4 separate regions of the Homo sapiens genome follow, and all the other regions are linked to region 1. A link is a loop called in an ENCODE intact Hi-C map of the cell type or tissue named here. Cell type or tissue: dorsolateral prefrontal cortex. All regions are shown on one strand. Each heading gives the region's core, and the rest is flanking DNA. Links, peaks and the distances in the headings are about the cores only.

The links. Hi-C counts contacts between places; a loop is a spot of excess contacts. Peaks named below come from ENCODE experiments on the same cell type or tissue, not always from the same donor. Only the 100,000 strongest peaks of a DNase experiment are listed, where the experiment ranks them.
Region 2: it touches region 1 in a loop (2.0-fold over the local background); 89 of 110 quality-filtered maps call a loop at or near these places.
Region 3: a loop joins it to region 1, with 9 times the contacts of the local background. A loop is called at or near these places in 8 of 110 quality-filtered maps.
Region 4: it touches region 1 in a loop (2.3-fold over the local background); 14 of 110 quality-filtered maps call a loop at or near these places.

What each region holds. Positions count from the first base shown.
Region 1 is chr5:55,404,627-55,409,626 of GRCh38, reverse strand. It overlaps MTREX (Mtr4 exosome RNA helicase), which reads right to left. Exons shown (of 27, transcript NM_015360.5): 22 at 4,039-4,202. LOC124900977 (a long non-coding RNA gene) reads right to left here and starts at 4,596. Exons shown (of 2, transcript XR_007058772.1): 1 at 4,553-4,596; 2 at 4,243-4,405. In dorsolateral prefrontal cortex, for the core only: CTCF peaks have their summits at 2,154 and 2,358 (motif pointing left); a DNase peak (open chromatin) is centred at 2,356; H3K27ac peaks cover 527 bases.
Region 2 is chr5:55,681,727-55,687,350 of GRCh38, reverse strand. All of the region lies in intron 3 of SLC38A9 (solute carrier family 38 member 9), which reads left to right. Among named protein-coding and RNA genes, the nearest start is that of SLC38A9, 28 kb to the left of the region's middle. In dorsolateral prefrontal cortex, for the core only: no CTCF peak of the experiment used is centred there; no DNase peak of the experiment used is centred there.
Region 3 is chr5:55,601,100-55,606,723 of GRCh38, reverse strand. It overlaps LOC124900980 (a long non-coding RNA gene), which reads left to right and starts at 1,662. Exons shown (of 2, transcript XR_007058776.1): 1 at 1,662-1,832; 2 at 3,188-3,504. RefSeq lists an enhancer at 1,697-2,896. In dorsolateral prefrontal cortex, for the core only: CTCF peaks have their summits at 2,633 and 3,738; DNase peaks (open chromatin) are centred at 2,623 and 3,873; H3K4me3 peaks cover 2,634 bases; H3K27ac peaks cover 3,776 bases.
Region 4 is chr5:55,342,696-55,347,695 of GRCh38, reverse strand. MTREX (Mtr4 exosome RNA helicase) reads right to left here. Exons shown (of 27, transcript NM_015360.5): 8 at 4,241-4,365; 9 at 3,076-3,174; 10 at 2,500-2,602; 11 at 552-683. It overlaps LOC124900979 (a long non-coding RNA gene), which reads left to right and starts at 4,545. Exons shown (of 2, transcript XR_007058774.1): 1 at 4,545-4,821. In dorsolateral prefrontal cortex, for the core only: a CTCF peak has its summit at 3,104 (motif pointing left); a DNase peak (open chromatin) is centred at 3,105; H3K27ac peaks cover 920 bases.

The sequences.
Region 1 (5,000 bases), core at 1-5,000:
TAAACTGACAACTTGATTTTGTTGAGAGGAAGGTCATCTTCTTTGCTCCATAATTGTGAAACATTTTCATATACAGACTTATAAGGACAATATATTTATTATTACAAAGATTAGAATGATCAATTCAACAGGTTTTAAAAAATTTCTTCATCATCTCTTTCCAATTTCCTTATATACACAACTGTGTATTTGACCACTTGTGGACCATATAAGGAAACTTTGGTGCACAAATAATAAAAGATGAAAGACTATTATTACAAGTCCTTTTAGCAAAATGAGATGGTCCAGGTTCTTATCATAGACGTTACATAACTAGGCCCTTTCTGTTGAATGATTACATGAATAATAATCTCATATATATATATATCCCTAGAAATATATTGTTCAGCAGAGCACAGTGGCTCCTGGCTCATTTGGGAAGCTGAAACAGGTAGATCTCTTGAGCCCAGGAGTTCAAGACTAGCCTAGCAACATGGCAAAACCCTGTCTCTACAAAGCAATACAAAAATAAGCTGAGCGTGGTGGCACACGCCTGTAGTCCCAGCTACTCAGGAGGCTGAGGTGGGAGGATCACTTAAGCCCAGGAGGTCAAGACTGCACTGAGCCATGATCTTGCCACTGCATTCCAGCCTGGGTGACAGAGCTAGACCTTGTCTCAAAATAAATAAATAAATAAATAAATAAATAAATAAATAAATAAATAAATAAAAATATTGTTCATGCACTAGTTATTATGTCTGAGAATTTACTTAGGGTCTGAGACTTTGCTTATATAATCAATCTCACCATTATCACTTTGACTACAGTGCTTTTTGTCCCTTTGTGTTTATCTTCTGATTTGAGTAATAACTGCAAAATATCTTCACTTATTTTTCTTCTTGGGTGGAAAATGAAAAATTCTGAATTTGCAACTGTGTTCAATTCAAGCTAAAAAAGAAACACTACAAAGATGATGTTTCTAGACTTCTATAATCAGGGTTCAATTGACCCATACAATAACTGTACTGTATTATTAAAAAAGTAAACTTTGCCTTTATTTTTTGCAAAGTCTTTAAAAAAGAATAAAGCCATGAACTATTATAATCTTTACTAACAGTTAAAATATTTATAAATAAAAGTCAAAAACTAAATTTGGGTCTCTAGTGTTAAGCTTAAGAGTTAAGTCAAGCAAAGAGTGCAACAATACAAACGAGGAAAGACTATTTCAAGAAGCTACAGTCTAACATTGGGGGCAGACAAGTAAGGTGATAATCACAGAACAGTGGTTTAACAGAGTGCTCTAATAATTGATTTATACAAGTGTTATGAGGAAAAAAAGGTGAGGAGCCTAAAACCAGATTGAAGAAGTTCAGAGCAAGTTTCGAAGTTCTTTGCAAAAATATGCAAGAATCGCAGGATATGGGGTGGGGGTGAAAGGTCATATGAAGCAAAAGGAAAAGCATGTGTGGGGTGTGGCAACAGACTGCTGGAGAGGGAGAGTAACAATATACTAAATTATGGAATCTATTCTAAAAGCAATAAGGAATCACTGAGGGACTTTTACCAAATAGAATGGCACAAAGGGGCTGGGTGCTGGGTGAAGTGGCTCACACCTGTAATCCCAGCAATTTGGGTGGTAAGGTGGGCGGACTGCTTAATTACAGGAGTTCAAGACCAGCCTGGGCAACATAGCAAGACCCTATCTCTACAGAAACTTAAAAAAGAAATTAGCCAGGCTTGATGGCACACACTTACAGTCCCAGGTTCTTGGGAGACTGAGGCAGGAAGATCACTTGAGCCTGGCAAGTTGAGGCTGCGGTGAGCCGAGATTGCACCACTGCACCCCAGCCTGGGCAACAGAGCAAAATCCCATCTCAAGAAGGAAAGAGGAACGACATACCAGATTTGTGCTTTGGGTTTTGAAAACTCAAGAAGGGAGGCAACGAATAATCAGGAGGGCAACTGCAGTAATTGAGGCCAAAAATAATGAGGGATACACATTAGCCAGTGGCAATGTTTAAAAAGGCAAAATGGGTGAGAGAAGGAGTCTAGGATGATGCCCCAGTTTTTGCAAATTTGGGGGAAAGTTAACAAACTTTGATATAATATTGTTATTACTATAAATGAAAAATGTATCTTGGAATAAAATCAATTTCCATTCTTTCAACACAAAATCTAGTTGTAGATATCTAAAGGAAATTAATTTCTATATTAATTGTAAAACAGGTAATTATTAGAAGGAAATAATCCCAATAACATTAGCATATAAATCAGTAGACCAGTACTGCAGTTTAGATTTAATCCTGGATATGTTATTAATTAAAATCCAATAGCACATTATCCTGTGATAACAACTAACTAGGGCTGGGTAGTCACTGCCCCCTTTTGGTGGCTAAGAGTTGTCCTGTTCACCACAGTCTCCTGGTTCTATGAAGACATCTGAGTCTGTAACATCTGGACAGATGAACGATATAATTACATTTTTACCAAGAAAGTCTGAAATCATTTACAAGGCCTGTAATTCTCTAGTCCTGTCCATCCTGGCCATGCTGAGTACATAAAAAACTGTTTCAAAAGTGTCTTTTATATATTCACTGAGAATTATGATCATCACTATATGGACAAAACAAGATATATCTTCAGACTGGATATTGCTTGAGCTACCAGTTTATGACTTTCCAGTTAAGGAGGACAGAGGCAAGCTGGCTCCTAAGGCAGGAGACATTCCTCGTGGTGGGAAATAACGAACACATTTTTTAGAACAGTATCATAAATTGTATTTTCTAAAGATGGCCACAACAGCATCTCCTATACCACATTCTTCTAGAATTGCACTGATCTATAAAGACTGCCATGTGCATACGTGGAAATTTCAATTTCAATTAAAATGATATAAATTATAAAATTCAGTTCCTTTGTCTAAGCACACATCAAATGCTAAATAGTGGCTACTATACTGAACAGTGTAGACACAGAACAATCCAATTATCACAGAAAGCCATACTGAACAATAGCCACTTCCCCATCAAGAGTTGGAATCTAATTATCCCCCACTTGAATCCAGGAGGGTTTATGACTCACCTGTAATCAAGAGAATGTGGTGGAAATGATGGTGTATGATAACAAAGCTAGGTTACAAAAGGTAAAGCTAGGTCAGAAAAGGCAACCTTAGCCAGCTAGAAGACTCACACTGGAGCCTTCAGCTACCATGTAAGCATCCTGAGGCTGCTGCCATACTGTGAAGAAGCCCAAACCAGCCCACATGGAGAGACCACATGGAGAAGCTCTAACAGAGAGAGAGAGGTCCTAACATTCCCCAGCCGCTCCGGACTCCTACTGTTTCAGCTTAACCACCTGTCTGACGGCAATCCTGGGGGACAGAGCCAGAACCATCCAAATGAGCTCTTCCTGAATTTCTGACCCATAAAAACAATAAGAGGATAAAGTCACTGTTGATGTTGTAAATAATTTAGTTTTGAGGTCATTTGTGACAAAAGATTACTGAAACAGAAAATAATATAACCAGTTTTAATCTGTGGCTTATAATAAGTTCTGTTGTAAAATCCTATTATTAGCCCAAAATCTCATTACAATTTGCTATGCACGTAACAAGATAATGGTTACTAGGCTAAGTTTCAAGGTGGGAAAATGTTAATAATTTTTAAAAAGTATACAAAATTATATATAAGCTAAGATTATGTAAAAATCCCACAAGGCATTAAAAAAAGTCAAAGGAAATACATACAAATGCTAGGAGCGCTTGTGTTAATTACTGAGATCTAAGATTTTTCTAATTTCTCAATTTCATGGTTCAAAACTGTATTTAGTGTGGAAGATATTGTACAAACTTTATATTTTTAAGAAAGCTCTTTTTTCCTAAAGATAATGGTTATTTTTAAAATCACTTAAAACTGCGAGGCGGAGTTGCAGTGAGCTGAGATTGCGCCAGTGCACTCCAGCCTGGGCAACAGTGAGACTCCATCTCAAAAAAAATAAACAAAAATTAAAATTAAAAATGAAAAAAAAAATGAACTTTCTAGAACAATAACCAGATTTTACCTGCTTATCTCACAAGCCACTCGTCCTTTCATCTCTATTACATCAGAAGAAGTAGCAAATCCCAACCTTCTTAAAACACGTTTGCGACATTTGAGTTCATCCATTTGTAGGACTGTTCTTGCTTTCTTCAGTTCTCGCTTTGCAGATTTAATATCTATTGCAATCTAAAGCACATGAAAGTATAAAGAAAGTTCAATAATAAAGTGAACAATGTACAAGGAGATTTATTCATGAAATCAAACAAAAAATATTTTTAAAGAACATCTTACAGTATACTTCTGGGTTAAAGCTTCAGTGCTGGGGAGACTGGGGAAACTGGAGCTTCTTAGATACATTCCCGGAACATTACACAAGAGTAATGATGTATCTGTAAAGTTATTAAATACTACCTAAAATATTAAGTACATGGAAAATACAAAATGTCCATTTGAAAAATTTGAGGCAGAGCAAGCAGATGTTAGAAAGTGTAAAAAGCTTGAGACAGAGAACAGAGGCCGGGCGCAATGGCTCACACCTGTAATCCCAGCACTTTGGGAGGCTGAGGTGGGTGGATCACGAGGTTCCTGGCCAACATGGTGAAACTCCGTCTGTACTAAAAACACACATACAAAAAATCAGCTGGGCATGGTGGCGGGCGCATGCCTGTAGTCCCAGCTACTCAGGAGGCTGAGGCAGGAGAATTGCTTTAACCCGGGAGGTAGAGGTTGCACTGAGCCGTGATGATGCCACTGCACTCCAGCCTGGCAAGAAAGCGAGATTCCGTCTTAAAAAAAAAAAAGAAAAAAAAAAAAGAGAACAGAGCACAGCTCTTGCTTAAATGGAGAGAGGTAAGGAGGAAGGCTAGAAGGAGGAGAGTGAGCTGGATATTGTGAGCTAGACAAGGTAGGCTGTAAGAGTAGAAAAAGTCAGTGGTGAATTTAGGATAGGCTCTCCCAAGACAGGATTCACTAGACAATTAATCA
Region 2 (5,624 bases), core at 349-5,348, 280 kb before region 1:
GGTTCACGCCATTCTCCTGCCTCAGCCTCCCGAGTAGCTGGGACCACAGGCGCCCGCCACTGCGCCCGGCTAATTTTTTGTATTTTTAGTAGAGACGGGGTTTCACCGTGGTCTCGATCTCCTGACCTCGTGATCCGCCCGCCTCGGCCTCCCAAAGTGCTGGGATTACAGGCGTGAGCCACCGCGCCCGGCCTAGAAAAAACTTTTAAAAATACATATGGAGCCATAAAAGAGCCTGAATAGCCAAGGCAATCTTAAGCAAAAAAAAAAAAAAAAAAAAAAAAACAAAGCTGGAGGCATCATGCTATCCAACTTCAAATTATATTACAGGAGTACAGTAACCAAAACAGCATGGTACTGGTACAAGAACAGACCCACAGACCAATGGAACAGGATAGAGAACCCAGAAATAAGACCGAACACCTACAACTATCTGATCTTCAACAAACCTGACAAAAACAAGCAATGGGGAAATATTCCCTATTGAATAAATGCTGCTGGGATAACTGAGTAGCCATTTACAGAAAATTGAAACTGGACCTTTTCCTTAACCATATACAAAAATTAACTCAAGATGGATTAAAGACTTAAATATAAAACCTAAAACTATAAAAACCCTGGAAGACAACCTAGGCAGTACCTTTCAGGACACAGGCACAGGCAAAGATTTCATGATGAAGATGCCAAAAAAATTGCAAAAAAGGAAAAATTGACAAATGGGATCTAATTAAACTAAAGAGCTTCTGCACGGCAAAAGAAACTATCAATGGAGTAAACAGACAACCTACAGAGTGGAAGAAAATTTTTGCGAACTATGTATCTGACAAAGGTCTAATATCCAGCATCTATAAGGAAGTTAAACACATTCACAGGAAAAAACAACCCCATTAAAAAGTGGGCAAAGAAATGAATAGGCAGACACTTCTGAAGACATATATGCAGCCAACAAGCATATAAAAAAAGCTCAATATCACTGATCATTAGAGAAATGCAAATCAAAACCACAATGAAATACCATCTCACACCAGTCAGAATGGTTATTATTAAAAAGTTAAAAAGTAACAGATGCTGGTGAGGTTCTGGAGAAAAAGGAAGGCTTATACACTGTTGGTGGGAGTGTAAATTAGTTGAGCCATTATGGAAGATAGTGTGGTGATTCCTCAAAGACTTAAAGACAGAAATACCATTCGACCCAGCAATCCCATTACTGGGTATATACCCAAAGGAATATAAATAGTTATATTATAAAGATACATGTACACATACGTTCACTGCAACAGTATTTACAATAGCAAAGACATGGAATCAACCAAAAGGCCCATCAATGATAGACTGGATAAAGAAAATGCATACACCATTCAATGCTGTGCAGCCATAAAAAAGAATGAGATCATGTCTTTTGCAGGGACATGGATGAAGCTAGAGGCCGTTATCCTTAGCAAACTGACAGAGGAACAGAAAACCAAATACCACATGTACTCACTTTTAAGTGGGAGCTAAATATTAAGAACACCATGGACACATAGAGGGGAACAACACACACTGGGGCTTACTGGAAGGTGGAGGGTGGGAGGAGGGAGAGGATGAGGAAAAATAACTGATGGATACTAGGCTTAATGCCTGGGTGATGAAATAATCTGTACAACAAACCCCCATCACACATGTTTGCCTATGTACATAGGCACATCCTGCACGTGTAACCCTGAACTTAAAAGTTAAAAAAAAAATGTACAGCCATTTTTGAAAACAGTTTGATAGCTCCTCAAATGTTAAATACAGAGCTATCATATGACCTAGCAATTCTAGTTCTAGGTATCTATCCAGAGAATTAAAAACATATGTCTACACAAATACTTGTAAACAAATGTTCCTAACATTCATGATGGTCAAAGTGGAAACAACTCAAATGTCCATCAACTGATGAACAACAATATGTATCAACCTTGAAGACATTATGCTGTGTGAAAGAAACCACACAAAAAAGACTACATATTGTATGATTCCATTTATATAAACTTTCTAGATTCGGTAAAGCCATAGAAACAGAAAGTAGATTAATGGTTTCCAGGGGCTGGGGAAAGGGGAAAATGGGGTCTGGGACTTCTTTTGGGATGGTAAAAATGTTCTAAAATGGATTATGGTGATGGCTGTACAGTCATCAATCTGTGAATTGAGAGATTAAGGAATTTGGGCTGACCAAGTTGTTGAGAATAACTAGAAAAGCTGACAAAATGTTTTTAAAAATATGCTTGAAGACATAGGACAACTAATAAGACAATGTAGAATACCGAGGTCTAAATCAGGAAGAAGACAAAGCCAGAAAGGAGAGCCCAGCATTTCCTCAAGAATATCTGCCAATTCCAGTTTATTAGCTGAGAGGCTTAAAACAGAGCTTTTGGCCAGGCGTGGTGGCTCACATCTGTAATCCCAGCACCTTGGAAGGCCAAGGCAGGTGAATCATCTGAGGTCAGGAGTTCGAGACTAGCCTGGCCAACATGGTGAAACCCTGTCTCTATTAAAAATACAAAAATTAGTTGGGCATGGTGGCAGGCGCCTGTAATCCCAGCTACTCGGGAGGCTGAGGCAGGAGAATCGCTTGAACCCAGGAGGTAGAGACTGCAGTGAGCTGAGATTGCACCGCTGCACTCCAGCCTGGGCGACAGAGTGAGACTCCATCTCAGAAAAGCAAACAAACAAACAATAACAACAACAACAAAAACCAGAGTCTTTGCCAGCCTATAGGGCTAGAGGAAGAAAATTTGGAATCCAGGGCCCACTAAGAGAGACTTCACGTAAACTTTAGGTTGGAAGCCCAAAGGGCTACAGCCTAGAAATGTGAATGAATTTGAAATAGAATGGCCTCCTTTCAGGAACTGAAGCCCAACTTTAACTCATCTCAATCCCCCAAACTGGATTAAGGTGATCTAGGATTGCTCCTGTCTCAAATTGACTTCCCAAAGCCAATATAAACTCTTTCTAAAGAAAATACTTTAGGTTTCAAGTTATTTATACAGTTTTTTTATTTACAATGTCAGGAACTTGCTAAAAACTAGCCAAGTGTAAGAGAAGCCAGGACAAGATGATTGGAAATTAAGAAACTCAATACACAATAGAAAGAGACTTACAGGTGATCCAGATAATGGAGTTATCAGGAACAGACTTTTAAAGAACTGTCTTTAACATGTTCAAGGAAATTAAAATAAGACTGAGAATTTGGCAGTGACTAGAGATAAATATGAAAAAAATAAATTTGTGGAAAATGTTTTTTCAAAAAGAATCAAATAGAAATTCTGTAATTACAGTACCCAAATTAAGAAATCAGTGACAATAATGAATGTTGACTAGAATGTGGAACAGTGGGAATGCTCATATAGTACTAGAGTAAGTATAAGTACAGTCATTTTGGAAATGAGTTTGTAATTATCTGCTACCATTGAGTATACACCACGTTTATAATCAGTAAAAATGTATGCACATTGCACAAAGGGACATGTAAGAGAATATAAATTAGAATTGATTTATAAGAGCTCCAAAGAAACCCAGATACCCATCACAGGAATGGATAAGTAAATTGTTGTGTTTTTATATAATGGAATGTTATACAGCTATGAACATGAACAGACTGTAGCTACATACAGAATATGGGTGAATGTCACAAAGATAATGTTGGCAAAAGAAGCCAGACAGAAAAATATATATTGTATTATTCTACTTTATGAGAAGTTTGAAAGCAAATGAAACTAATTTCATTCATGTGTGTACATATATGTGTCTAGGAAATGCACTAAAATGTTAACAGTGGTTATTTCTGATAGGTGATTTCATTTTCTTCAATAACTTCTTGATTATCTTAAATGTAGACAATGTGCTACATTTCTAATGAGAACAAAGTTATTCCGAAAATATGGCATTCCTATAACTTAGGATAAAAATGGTATATACAAAATGAAAAACTCATTTTCTTAAAACTTTGTTTAAATTACCTTGGTAGTCTCAGCTACTCAGGAGGCTAAGGCAAGAGGATTCCTTGAGCCGAGGAGTTTGAGTCCACAGTGCACTATGATCGTGCCTGTGAATAGCCACTGCACTCCAACCTGGACAACATCATGAGACCTCATCTGTAAAACAAACCAAAAAACCTTTTGGTATATTTACTGTATTTACTCCTAGCCTTCTTTTCTATGACGTTTTTAGGTGAGATCACATAGTATATGTAATTTATTGTGCTGCTTTTTCATTTTAAATTTATATTACATGCCATCATTACTTCTGCAAGTTATTCGCTAGTTGTCTGTCTGCCTGCCTCCTTCCCTCTCTTCTTCTCTTCTTCCCCACCTCCCTGCCATCTTTCTTCCCTCCCTCCCTCCCTCTTTTCCTCCTCTGCCTGCCTGCCTTCCTTCCTTCTTCTATTCTTTTGTCAGCAAACATTCATTATGTTCCTTCTGTTTGCCAGACACTTTACTCAAACACAGCTTTACTGAAACACAGCTCCACCCTCCAGTGGGGGAGATGGATACCTAGCAAAAAATAAGGGGTGCTAAATACTTAATTTTATGTGTATAAACACACACACGTCTGTTTTTGAGGCATGGTCTCATGCCATGCTGGAGTGCAGTGGCACGATCATAGCACCTTGTAACTTTGAACTCCTGGGCTCAAGCAGTCCTCCTGCCTCAGCCTCCCTGGAGGCTGAGAGTACAAGTGCATGTCAGGATGCCTGGCTGCTTTTTCTATTTTTTGTAGAGAAAGGGCCTTGCTGTGTTCCCCAAGCTGTTCTTGAACTCCCGGCCTCAATCAGTCCTCATGTTGGGATCACAAGCATGAGCCACCACACCCAGCCTATACATGTATATATTTAGAACTCATTTTTCATTAGGAAAAATACAAATTGAACTCATCCTGTACTAGCATTACCAAGAATCCTGTGGCATACTCCTGTGAGTGACTATGCTATAGGTTCTGGTTGTACCAGCAGTGGAATGAGGCCATATGTAATATTGATGACCAGGTGCCTTGGGAAGGTTTCTGTGCAGGTGCTGCTCTGTGCAAGAACATTTATTGTAGTTGTTTTGGCTGAGGTTGAGGATTTTTTGTTTGGCTTTTGTTTTTAAATGTGAGAGGTAAATTTTGCAAGGGATTAAGCCTAATGACACCTAGGGACATCTGGTTATAAATATTACCTATTTTCCTGAAGGAAAAACCTATTCAGATGCTCCCTGGCATGGATCTGTTAAGGGCATGTAGGCTCCTCCCTCATTCATCTCCTTTGCCCGTCAAGGAGGAGAGTGGAAGACTCTTTTCCACATCTGAGTCCTTAAGGGGGCCTTAAGATGGTCTAGGACAAGAGTTGGTAAATTTTTTTCTATAAAGGACACGTTAGTAAATACTTTAGGCTTTGTGGGCATACGGACTCAACTTTGCCGTTGTGGAGTGGGAGTAGCCATAGACAAAACATAAGTGCATGGGCCTGGCTGTGTTCCAGTAAAAATTTTATTTACAAAAACAGGACATTTATGAAAACAGGACATGGGCTTGGATTTGTTTTATCAGGCCATAGTGTACCGACCCCTGGTCTGCACAGAAGGACTCTAATGTCAGCAACCATAGGGACTTGTACTTCGTAC
Region 3 (5,624 bases), core at 351-5,350, 200 kb before region 1:
CATGCAGTGCTGTTTGATAGCATTTTACCCACAATATAGAACTTCAAAATTGGAGTCAGTCTTCTCACATCCTGCTGCTGCTTTATCAACTAAGTTTATGTAGTATTCTAAACCTTTCTTGTCATTTCAACAATGTCCACACCATATTCACCAGGAATATATTTCATCTTAAGAAACCACTTTCTTTACTCATTCATAAGAAGCAACTCATACGTTCAAGTTTGATCATAAGATTGCAGCAATTCAGTCACATCTTCAGGCTCCACTTCTAATCCTAGTTATCTTGCTATTTTCATCTCATATGCAATTCTTCGTCTACTCTAGTCTTGAATCCCTCCAAGTCATCCATGAGGATTGGAACCAACTTCTTCCAAACTCCTGTTTTGTTGTTGTTGTTACCGGTTTTTGTTTGTTTTTGTTCTTTGTGAGATAGGGTCTCACTCTGTTGCCTAGGCCGGAGTGCAGTGGTGAGATCTCAGCTCACTGCAGCCTCAGCATCCCAGGCTCAAGATCCTCCCACCTCAGCCTTTCAGGTGCACACCACCATGCCCGGCTAATTTTTAAATTATTTTTTGTAGAGATGGGTTTTCGCCATGTTGCCCAGGCTGGTCAAGAACTCCTGAGCTGAAGTGATCTGCCTGCCTTGGCCTCCCAAAGTACTGGGATTACAGGCATGTGCCACCACCACACCTGGCACCTATTTTGCTGTTTTGACCTTCTCCTCCATGAATCACAAATATTCTTTTTTTTTTTTTTTTTTTTTTTTGAGACGGAGTTTTACTCTTGTTGCCCAGGCTGGAGTGCAATGGCGCGATCTTGGCTCACCACAACCTCTGCCCCCTGGGTTCAAGTGATTCTCCTGCCTCAGCCTCCCAAGTAGCTGGGATTACAGGCATGTGCCACCACGCCTGGCTAATTTTGTATTTTTAGTAGAGACAGCGTTTCTTCATGTTGGTCAGGCTGGTCTCAAACTCCCGACCTCAGGTGATCCGCCTGCCTCGGCCTCCCAAAGTGCTGGGGTTACGGGCGTGAGCCACTGCTCCCGGCCCACAAATATTCTTAAAGGCATCTAGAATGGTGAATTCTTTCCAGAAAATTTTAAGTTGACTTTGCCCAAAGGCATCTAGAATGGTGGATTCTTTCCAGATTTTAAGTTGACTTTGCCCAGATCCATCAGAAGAATAACTGTCTACAGCAGCTATCAACTTAAGAAATGTATTTCTTAAATAATAAGACTTAGCCTGGTGCGGTGGCTCACGCCTGTAACCCCAGCACTTTGAGGGGCCAAGGCAGGCAGATCACCTGAGGTCAGGAGTTCGAGATCAGCCTGACCAACATGGAGAAACCCCGTCTCTACTAAAAATACAAAATTAGCCAGGCGTGGTGGTGCATGCCTGTAATTCCAGCTACTCGGTAGGCTGAGGCAGGAGAATCGCTTGAACCCAGGAGACGGAGGTTGCGGTGAGCCGAGATCACACCATTGCACTCCAGCCTGGGCAACAAGAGCGAAACTTGGTCTCAAAAAAACAATAATGATAATAATAATAATAAGACTTTAAATGTGAAATTATTCCTTGATCCATGGGGTACAGAATCAGAATGGATGTTGTATTAGAAGACATGAAAACATTAATCTCCTCTTACATCTTTTTTTTGGCGGGGGGATGTGGTGCTTGAATGGATCCTGGAGTCGGCCATTGCTCAAGCACACCACCAAACAGTGCCCTTGCAAAGCAGGCCTCATCCCTGTCCACCGGGCCCAGCACCTCCCGGGTCTACCTCATCTCAGACAACCCTGCTACTCTGAATCCTGATTTGAAATCTTGGTGAAGGTATGTTTTGTTGTTTTTCTAAGTCTTTTAAAAAGAATTATCTTGGTTTCTTTGCTCCTGATGACTTTTTGCCTAATAGCTGGAGCATGAATAATGCTCCATGACTAATCAGATTTAGCCTGCTGCAGAAACTGTTTTAGTTTATCAACTTAGGGGGCATTCTGTGGGAACAAAGTTAAGATTTCAAGAGGTTCCAATGGTTCGCAACCCTGCCCGACTTCGCTTAGGCTTAATACTGCACTGAGAGCAGTCAAACCACCTTATGACAGCTCTCCCCAGCTGCATGAAAGTCTCCTGTTGTCACTCACTCATATCTCCTCTCCTACTCTAAGCATTTTGGTTACCATTTTATTCCTAACAACTACACCTTGTCAGACACAGAAGGGCACTCAGGAAATATTTGTTGATGAAATGAATAAAATTTCTGATAAGAATAAAGAGTTCATTGTAAAAAAAAAATCAAACTGCAAACAAAATAGATGAAATTATACATGAATTTCTCTCAACTCTCTATGTATAATGTTAAATCAAGTTTAGCCTAAAGCTGCCCTATTACATATTTTAAATTTGGCCTAAAGGTTTCTCTGTACATCATGAAGTATAACCTAAATGGAAGGGTAAACAGACTATAGTCTACTCTTGTGCCAGTCACTGAGTTTTGGCCAATCAAATGTGGCCAACTGTTCAAACCATGCTAAAAGAAGGCAAACAGCTGAGCTGTAACCAATCCAGAGCTGTTTCTGTACCTCACTTCCGTTTTCTGTACTTCGTTTTCGTTTTTCTGTCCAGAAATCTTCTTCCACCACGTGGCTGCGCTGGAGTCTCTGAGCCTACTCTGGCTCAGGATGCTGCCCAATTCACAGATCATTCATCACTCAATTAAACTCTTTTGAATTTAATTCAGCTGAAGTTTTTCTCCTAATGGTAAAAACTCTCCTAAGTTTAAGAGCCATAGTGGAAATCACATGGAAAAAGCTGTAGATTTGATTACATAAAACTGCTAAACTCTGTAAATCAAAAAAAATCACAGACTAAATTAAAAGAGATCGAACTGGGAAAATATTTGCTACATGTATGATAGATTTACATGGAAATAAGTGGGGGCACCTAAGATATTCCAGGAAAAAATAAGAAAAGAACATGAAACAGACAATTCACAAAAGAGAAAGTATGAATGGCTAACAGCTAGAAAATAACTAAAAACTATTATTAACAAAAATTTAAAAATCAATTATAGTACTCATTTCTGACTGGGGCACAGTGAGCTGGGCACACTACTTCTTTCTAGATCTTCAGAGCCAAGTTTTTAAAACTCAAAGCTAGACATTGACTCAGTTTCTTTGTCTGCATTTTAGGTGTTTAGACCCCACCTGAGGAGCTGTACATAACAAAAGCCCTCAATGCCACTAAACCAATGGGAGAGGGGTAAGAGTACAAAGAATTTAAAACCACAATAGACTCATATTATTCTATTACCAGTAGATAGAAATCAAATACGTTTTATCAATTTGAAGAACGTTTTCCACGTCATCCAGTCACCCAGGCCACAAGATCCTCAGTGACGACAGATAATTATGAAATTAGTTGTATTATTGATACTGCTTTTTCCTGGGTATTGGCTTCCCAGAGTTACTGAGAGAATGATGGAATAAAGCATCGACTTTGTCATATAGAGCCATGTATTACAAGTAAAACTTGCTGTTTCAAAATCTTTTCCTTCTCTTTCAAAAAAACTATCATTTTCTTCTCTCTGAGCAGTTTTTGATAGAGTTCATCATTAGCAGGGGCCTCAAAACAGAACATTGCAAATCATGTCAGTTTCAGAATGATTTTTTTTTTTTGGCTTGCTGATGGCAAACTGCAATGTGAATTTCTGCAAGAGCACAGTGCCATGTCATAAATCATTAGTCTGGCTTCAGAGTCTCTTGCTATTTTCCCTACATGGAGGACAGATGCTTTTTTGTTGAATCAGGACCATAATTTGCATCTGGTAGGACAATGGATCATATTCTCTTCTGTCCACACACAGAGCCGCATTGACAACAGCAAGAGTTGCTCAGAGATAGAGGCAAAGTTTGGCTCAGCCAGTGCTAAATTCAGCTTGATTTTTAAAAGTAAATGACCCAGTTAAAATCCAGTGAAGAGCAAAGCACATAGTGGATTTGGAAGTTTCCTTTGAAATTTCCAGCTCAGTGTATGAAGTAACTCCAGACTCTAATGAGCCTCTCCGACTGCAAGCAACTAAGACCCAAAATGATTGTCTGTATCAGATCCAGGGCTTTCTGTGACAGCAGACAATTTATTGTTATGCTTTACACCCTGGTTTTCCATCTGTGATTGATGTGTGCTCTTCCGCTTTCAAAAGACTTTTCTAATAGTCACGTTTCTTCCAACTGACCCTGCAAGATGAGTCAAAATTTCCATACTTAGGAATCCCAGCTACTTAGGAAGCTGAGGCAGAAGAATCTCTGTAACCTGAAAGGCGGAGGTTGCAGTGAGCTGCGATCACACCACTGCACACCAGCCTGGGCGACAGAGCGAGACTCCGTCTCAAAAATAAATAAATAAATAAATAAGGAGATGGTTATACAATTGCATTCTTCTCAACTTAAAAGCCTCTCTCTGAGCTGGATGCGGCCATTCACGCCTGTAATCCCAGCACTTTGGGAGGCTGAGGCGGGTGGATTGCCTGAGGTCAGGAGTTCGAGACCAGCCTGCCCAACATAGTGAAACCCCATCTCTACTAGAAATACAAAAAATTATCTGGGCATGGTGGCACGCAACTGTAATCCCAGCTACTAGGGAGGCTGAGGCAGGAGAATCGCTTGAACCCGGGAGATGGAGGTTGCAGTGTGCCAAGATCGTGCCATTGCACTCCAGCCTGGGCAACAAGAGTGAAACTCCATCTCAAAAAAAAAAAAAAAGCCTCTCTCTTTGGCTTGTAGATGGCCATCTTCGTGTTCATATGATGCTCTCTCTGTCTGCATGTCTCTGTGGCCAAGTTTCCCCTTCTTATAAAGACAGCAGTCATATTGGATTAGGGCCCACCCCAGTCACCTCATTTTAACTTGATTACATCTATAAAGACCTATCTCCAGATAAGGTCACATTCTGAGGCACTGGATATTGGACTTTAATATATGAATTTTGGGGAGACACAGTTCAGCCACAACACCAGGCAACCTCTCTGGCTTTGGTTTCTTCATCTTTAGAGGGGAATGTTGGCCTTATTGCTCCTTCAGGGCTCTTTCAATCCCAGTGTTCCAAGATTTGCTCAGCCCTTTTGAAGCTGCCAAGCCTGTCCCTGCTATCCCCAGGGTTATAAATATAAGAATTTTCCCTCCCCGGGCCTGCCAACCAGTCCTGGAGGGTGGGAAATGAACAGAGAAATGCTGCGAGGGTGGAGTTTTCCTTTAACCTTTTGTCACTTGCATGAGTGCTGTAATCGGACAAACATTCAGGGCGTGGTGAACTGGGGTTCCTGACATCCTAAAGCAAATAAGCAAATGACATTTGTTCTTTTCCAAGTCCCGAGGTTTTATGTGCTCCAACTATAGATGACAAAATAGTTCCAGGAGAGCTGCAGTGTTTTGTTCTCCCTGCCAATTCATTAGCAACAGAACCGTTGCCGGGCTCTAATCCAGCCCGGCTGACAGCAGTTCCCCAGTAAAGGAAGGACAGAACTGGAGCTGTCTGTGCAGCCAACAGGGATCAGGAGTGCTCAGATGTACTGACACGTTGGCAAAAAAAAAAAAAAAAAAAAAAGAATTAAAGAAAGAAAAGAAACTTACA
Region 4 (5,000 bases), core at 1-5,000, 62 kb after region 1:
GGACTAAGACAGCCAGGTTGTGCTACTGTCTTAACTGTGTGACTTCAAGTGAATTACTTTTGCAATTAATGTATAGGAATAATTTACCGATTTGCTAGAAGTTATATCACTTTGATTGAGAATTACAAAATAGTTAAGCAAAGGGCAGGTCTTACTGGTTTAGACTTCAGTGAGAATGAAGCATGGTATTTTCTATATAGAAGGTGGTCTAACCAAGCTATGAGACCTACCCTTAAGTGGTCAAATAGAGAGCCACAATAACTGAGGAGTTTACGGTAACAAAGTATAAGAAGGCATGATTCTAATATTTTTCATAGGGTTCTCCAAATTTTAAATAGAACAATGTACTCATATCTTTCAATAAAAGGAGAAGAAAGGGAAGAAAGTATAAGTCAAAGGCCTTTAAAGCTTTTACAAATGTGCTGAGTACTGCTGTAACTGTAAGGTGAATGGCATATCCTAGTAATATGTAACAGATAAAAATATTACTAGAAATATATTTTACGCTCATTTTCACATAACATTAAAATGATACTGAAATGATGTAGTACCTGTGTTGAAATCTAATTTGGTCATTTGAAGTGCATAGGCTTCACAATCTTTCTTACTAAAACTGAAAATAATCACAGGTTGGAAATTTCTTTCCATAATCATCTTCACAATTTTGAAAACATTTGATGGTCCTGCAAAAACAGTAAACAACACACCAAAATTAACTCAAAATAGATCACAGATCTAAATTTAAAAGCTAAAACTATAAAACTTTTAAGAGAAAATATAGGAATAAATCTTCCTGACCGTGGGTTAGACAAAGCATTCTTAGATATGACAACAAAAGCATAAACAACATAAGGAAAAAAATGCATGAACTGGACTTCATCAAAGTGAAAAACTTTTGTGATTTCATGGATACCATCAATAAAGTAAAAAGACAACCTCAAACAGAATGGGGGGAGATATTTGCAAATCATCTATCTGATAAGGGTCTAGTATCCAGAATATGTAAAGAACTATCATAATTCAACAACAACAATAAAAAAACATACTTTTAAAATAGAGAAAGAATATGCAAATGGCCAATAAGCACATGAAAAAATGTTCAACATCATTAGCCACCAGGGAAATGTAAACTGAAACCACATTAAGATACCACTTCACATTCAATAGGATGACTATAATCAGACATACAATACTAAGTATCGTGGAAAAATTATATGTGAAAAAATTAGATCCATCAAATTATACCACCATCTTTCCAAATGGGAAATCAGGGCAAAATACATAATCTGTTTCATTTACCCATTACCTAGCCCAGGGATGCTGTAATTACAGAAAGATGCCTCTGTTTCTATGGAGGAGGAGTACGGTGATACAAAGGATATAGAGAAAATGGAACCCTCACACATTCCTGGAAGGAAATGTAAAATGGTATAGCCACTTTGGAAAATACTTTGGCAGTTTCTCAAAAGGTGAAACATAGACTTTCCACATGGTGCAGCAATTCCACTCCTAGGTACATATCCAGAGGAAAACACCTATTCACACAAAAACTTGTATTAAATAGTACATGCATCAATGTTTACAACAGCATTCCTAACAGTCAAAAACCAGAAAAACCCAAAAGTCCATCCAATGATGAATGGAGAAACAAAATGTGGTATATCCATACAATGGAATGTTATTTAACCATGAAAAGGAATGAGTACATATAGCATAAAATGAACAAAATAGCCGGGCACAGTGGCTCACACCTGTAATCCCATCACTTGGGAGGCCACGATGGGCATATCACTTCAGGTCAGGAGTTTGAGATCTGCCTAGCCAACACAGTGAAACCCCGTCTCTACTAAAAATACAAAAATTATCCAGGCATGGTGGCAGGTGCCTATAATCCCAGCTACTTGGGAGGCTGAGGCAGGAGAATCACTTGAACCCAGGAGGCAGAAAGTTGCAATGAGCCAAGACAGCACCAGTGTACTCCAGCCTGGGTGACAGAGCGAGACACTGTCTCAAAAAAAAAAAAAAAAAAAATTAAAAGTAACGAACCTTGAAAACATTACATTAAGTGAAAGAAGCCAGTTGCTCCAAACATGAAATGCACAGACAAGGGAAAGCCACAGAGATCGAAAACAGGCTAATGATTAACTAAGTCTGCGGGATGAGAAGGGAAAGGTTGGGGGAAAAGGGAGAATAACTGTTAATGTGTACAGGGTTTCTTTTTGGGTTCATGAAAATATTTTGGAACTAGACAGTGGTGATGGCTGCACAATTCTGTAAATATACTAAAGACTACTGAATTGTATACTTAGATGAGTGAATTTTATAGTATGTAAATTATACTTAATGTCATACAAAAAAGATAAATATTTATCCAATTTTATCACATATCGTCTAGACCTTTACATAGCTTGAGAAAAAAAAACTAAGACAAAAAATATCAGAGTAATCTGAATATACAATTTACATGTAAAATTCTCTCAAAGCAAAGTTCCAAATTACCTTTTGTTCCTCCTTTCCGCCCTTTCTGGTCTCCTTTGGCCAAATCACCTGCATCTCGAAGCACTTGCATTGCAGTATTAAAATTATCTTCTCTGAAGTCACCCTGGAATCACAAATTTTTTCTGTGTAACTTCACTAATACTTAATCATAATTCAAACATTTTTCATACATAAGGCTTCCCCAAATAAAAATAATTTAGTATAATAATGAAAGCCACTAAAATAGTCCAAACATGATCTGTGGTAAGAGGTATTAAAAGGTGAAAAAGAAGGAATAAAAAATGAAGAAAAGCAAAACATAAGATATCTGAAACATGTCCAGAACCCCTATTCTCTAGGTATTTTTAAATACTGGGAAAGGAGGGAAATCTGATTCATGCATAAGAAAAACACAAGTCTCAAACATAATGTTTGAAATAAAAACACACAAAAAAATCAAGATCGATTGATTAAAACTAAGACAAACAAATGTATCTTTTCCATTCTTCTCTAATTCAAAATTTAAAAACAACAACAACAAGATATTAATAATAAAGTATGACATTATAGATTTAAAAAGGACAATTACTCTCTTACATTTTCATCAACCACAAGATGCAGGCCATCTCCCCCTGCTGGAAAAATGTAGTGTTGCAATGGAGTGGGCCGATAATCTGTGTAAATAACATGACAAGGCTGTAAAAAGAAAGAATTAAACATACAAAATTTTATTTCCTCAAAATAAAACTGTATCTTAGTCCAACCTAAAAGATCTTAAGAAAATCAAGTAATGAATTCAACATTTCAAAAAGAAAACACTTCAAAAAATTCACTAAAACCCAGGCAAGAGAAAAACGTAGAAAAATTAGGTCTATGAAATTATACTACCATCTTCCCAACTTACCAATTCCCTAACCAGGGCTAAATACATGACCTGAGCATCAACTACCCATTACCTAGCCCTGGAATGCTGTAATTACGGAAAGATGCTTATTTTTCTATAGAGGAGGTATACGGTGATACAAAGGATCCATGAAGTAAAATGGAACTTTTCTGCCCCACCCAGGCTTTTCAAAACCTTAGTATAAAGCAGCACTTGATCTAGCTTCTCCCCAAGATCCATTGGATTTTTCTATCCTACAGAAGCAATATGGGAGAATGCCATAAAAACACGATCAGGGAGCTTATAAACAGATAAGTTCATGAGAACATCAGTGTAAAGGAAAATTAAGGGCAGAAAAATAAAAGCAAGAATAAATTCAGTATACATAAACAAATGCCTATTACAAGCATATACAGACGCTAAAGTCAGACTAGAAAGGCAATAACAGAAAGTCAGTAAAAAGTCTGTGTTTACATGAGAAAAATCAAATCAAATGCTCCAGAGATGCCCAGCTTTTCCTGGCACCAAGGCATTAGGGGAAATTCTGTGTACTCATGGATAACTATTTGAGTAAATGCAGTAGTTTCTAAACCTGGCAGATCATCAGATCAACTTGGGGAATTTTTAAAATTGGAGTTCCCAAGGCACTATTACCTGAGATTTAGATATAGTGGGTTTGAGATGGGGCTCAGAAATCAACATTTCTAAAAAGTCAGTCAGTTGATTTTGATAAGCTGCTTGATTTGAGAAGCAGTTTACCATTAAAATGTTTTTTTTATTATTCTGGACAACATCAGGAGAAAAGCAAAGGGAGAGTAAAGCAAGACTAATCTGTAACATTTTGAATATTGAAGACATCAAAAAAGGAGGAAAAAATACCTGTTTATGTAAATGGCAAATCCATTCAGCAAACTGTCGGGCATTTGGAATAGTAGCCGAAAGAAAGACATAGTGGACGTTATCAGGAAGCAAAATAATAGTTTCTTCCCATACTACACCACGTTCTGAAAAAAATAAATATATACTTTGGACTATAGTTGGACTACAGTGTCACTCTGTGATAATATCTAAAATTATATTCTCTGAAGCTTTATAGTTAGAAATGCAGACTTTACTCAAGAATATTTTAAGCCACAGAACCTTACTGAAAACTATTTCTCACCATTAATCTATCCAGTAGAAAATTAGTAGACTAAACCACTATAAATACAATGTACTCTGAAATAGCCTACAAAGAGCAATTCCAGGGTTAATCTTTCCAAACAACCTAACAAGAGCCTCAATGACAAGGCAGCGGAACAGTATTTCTACTGCACATTGAAAAGTAATGGTTACTAACTTGTAGAAAGTTATAGCAACACATTTAGAAGATACTATTCCTATTCCAGACGGCATCGTTCACCCAAATTATCCTTGTGATCCTCTGGAGATGAAAGAAAGACTTGATGAAAGATAAAACCGTAAGTCATTTTTTATTAAAACGGAAAAAGTTTGACAGCTTCCCTCCTAAAATAGACAAATCAACAAAGGATTTCTGATTCTAAAACCAAAACAACTCTGTTAAGAGCTTAATTTTATAAATTTGGAAAGGGTGAAATATTCAAAGGGTAAATGATTTCTTAAATTCTATTGCTTTCTC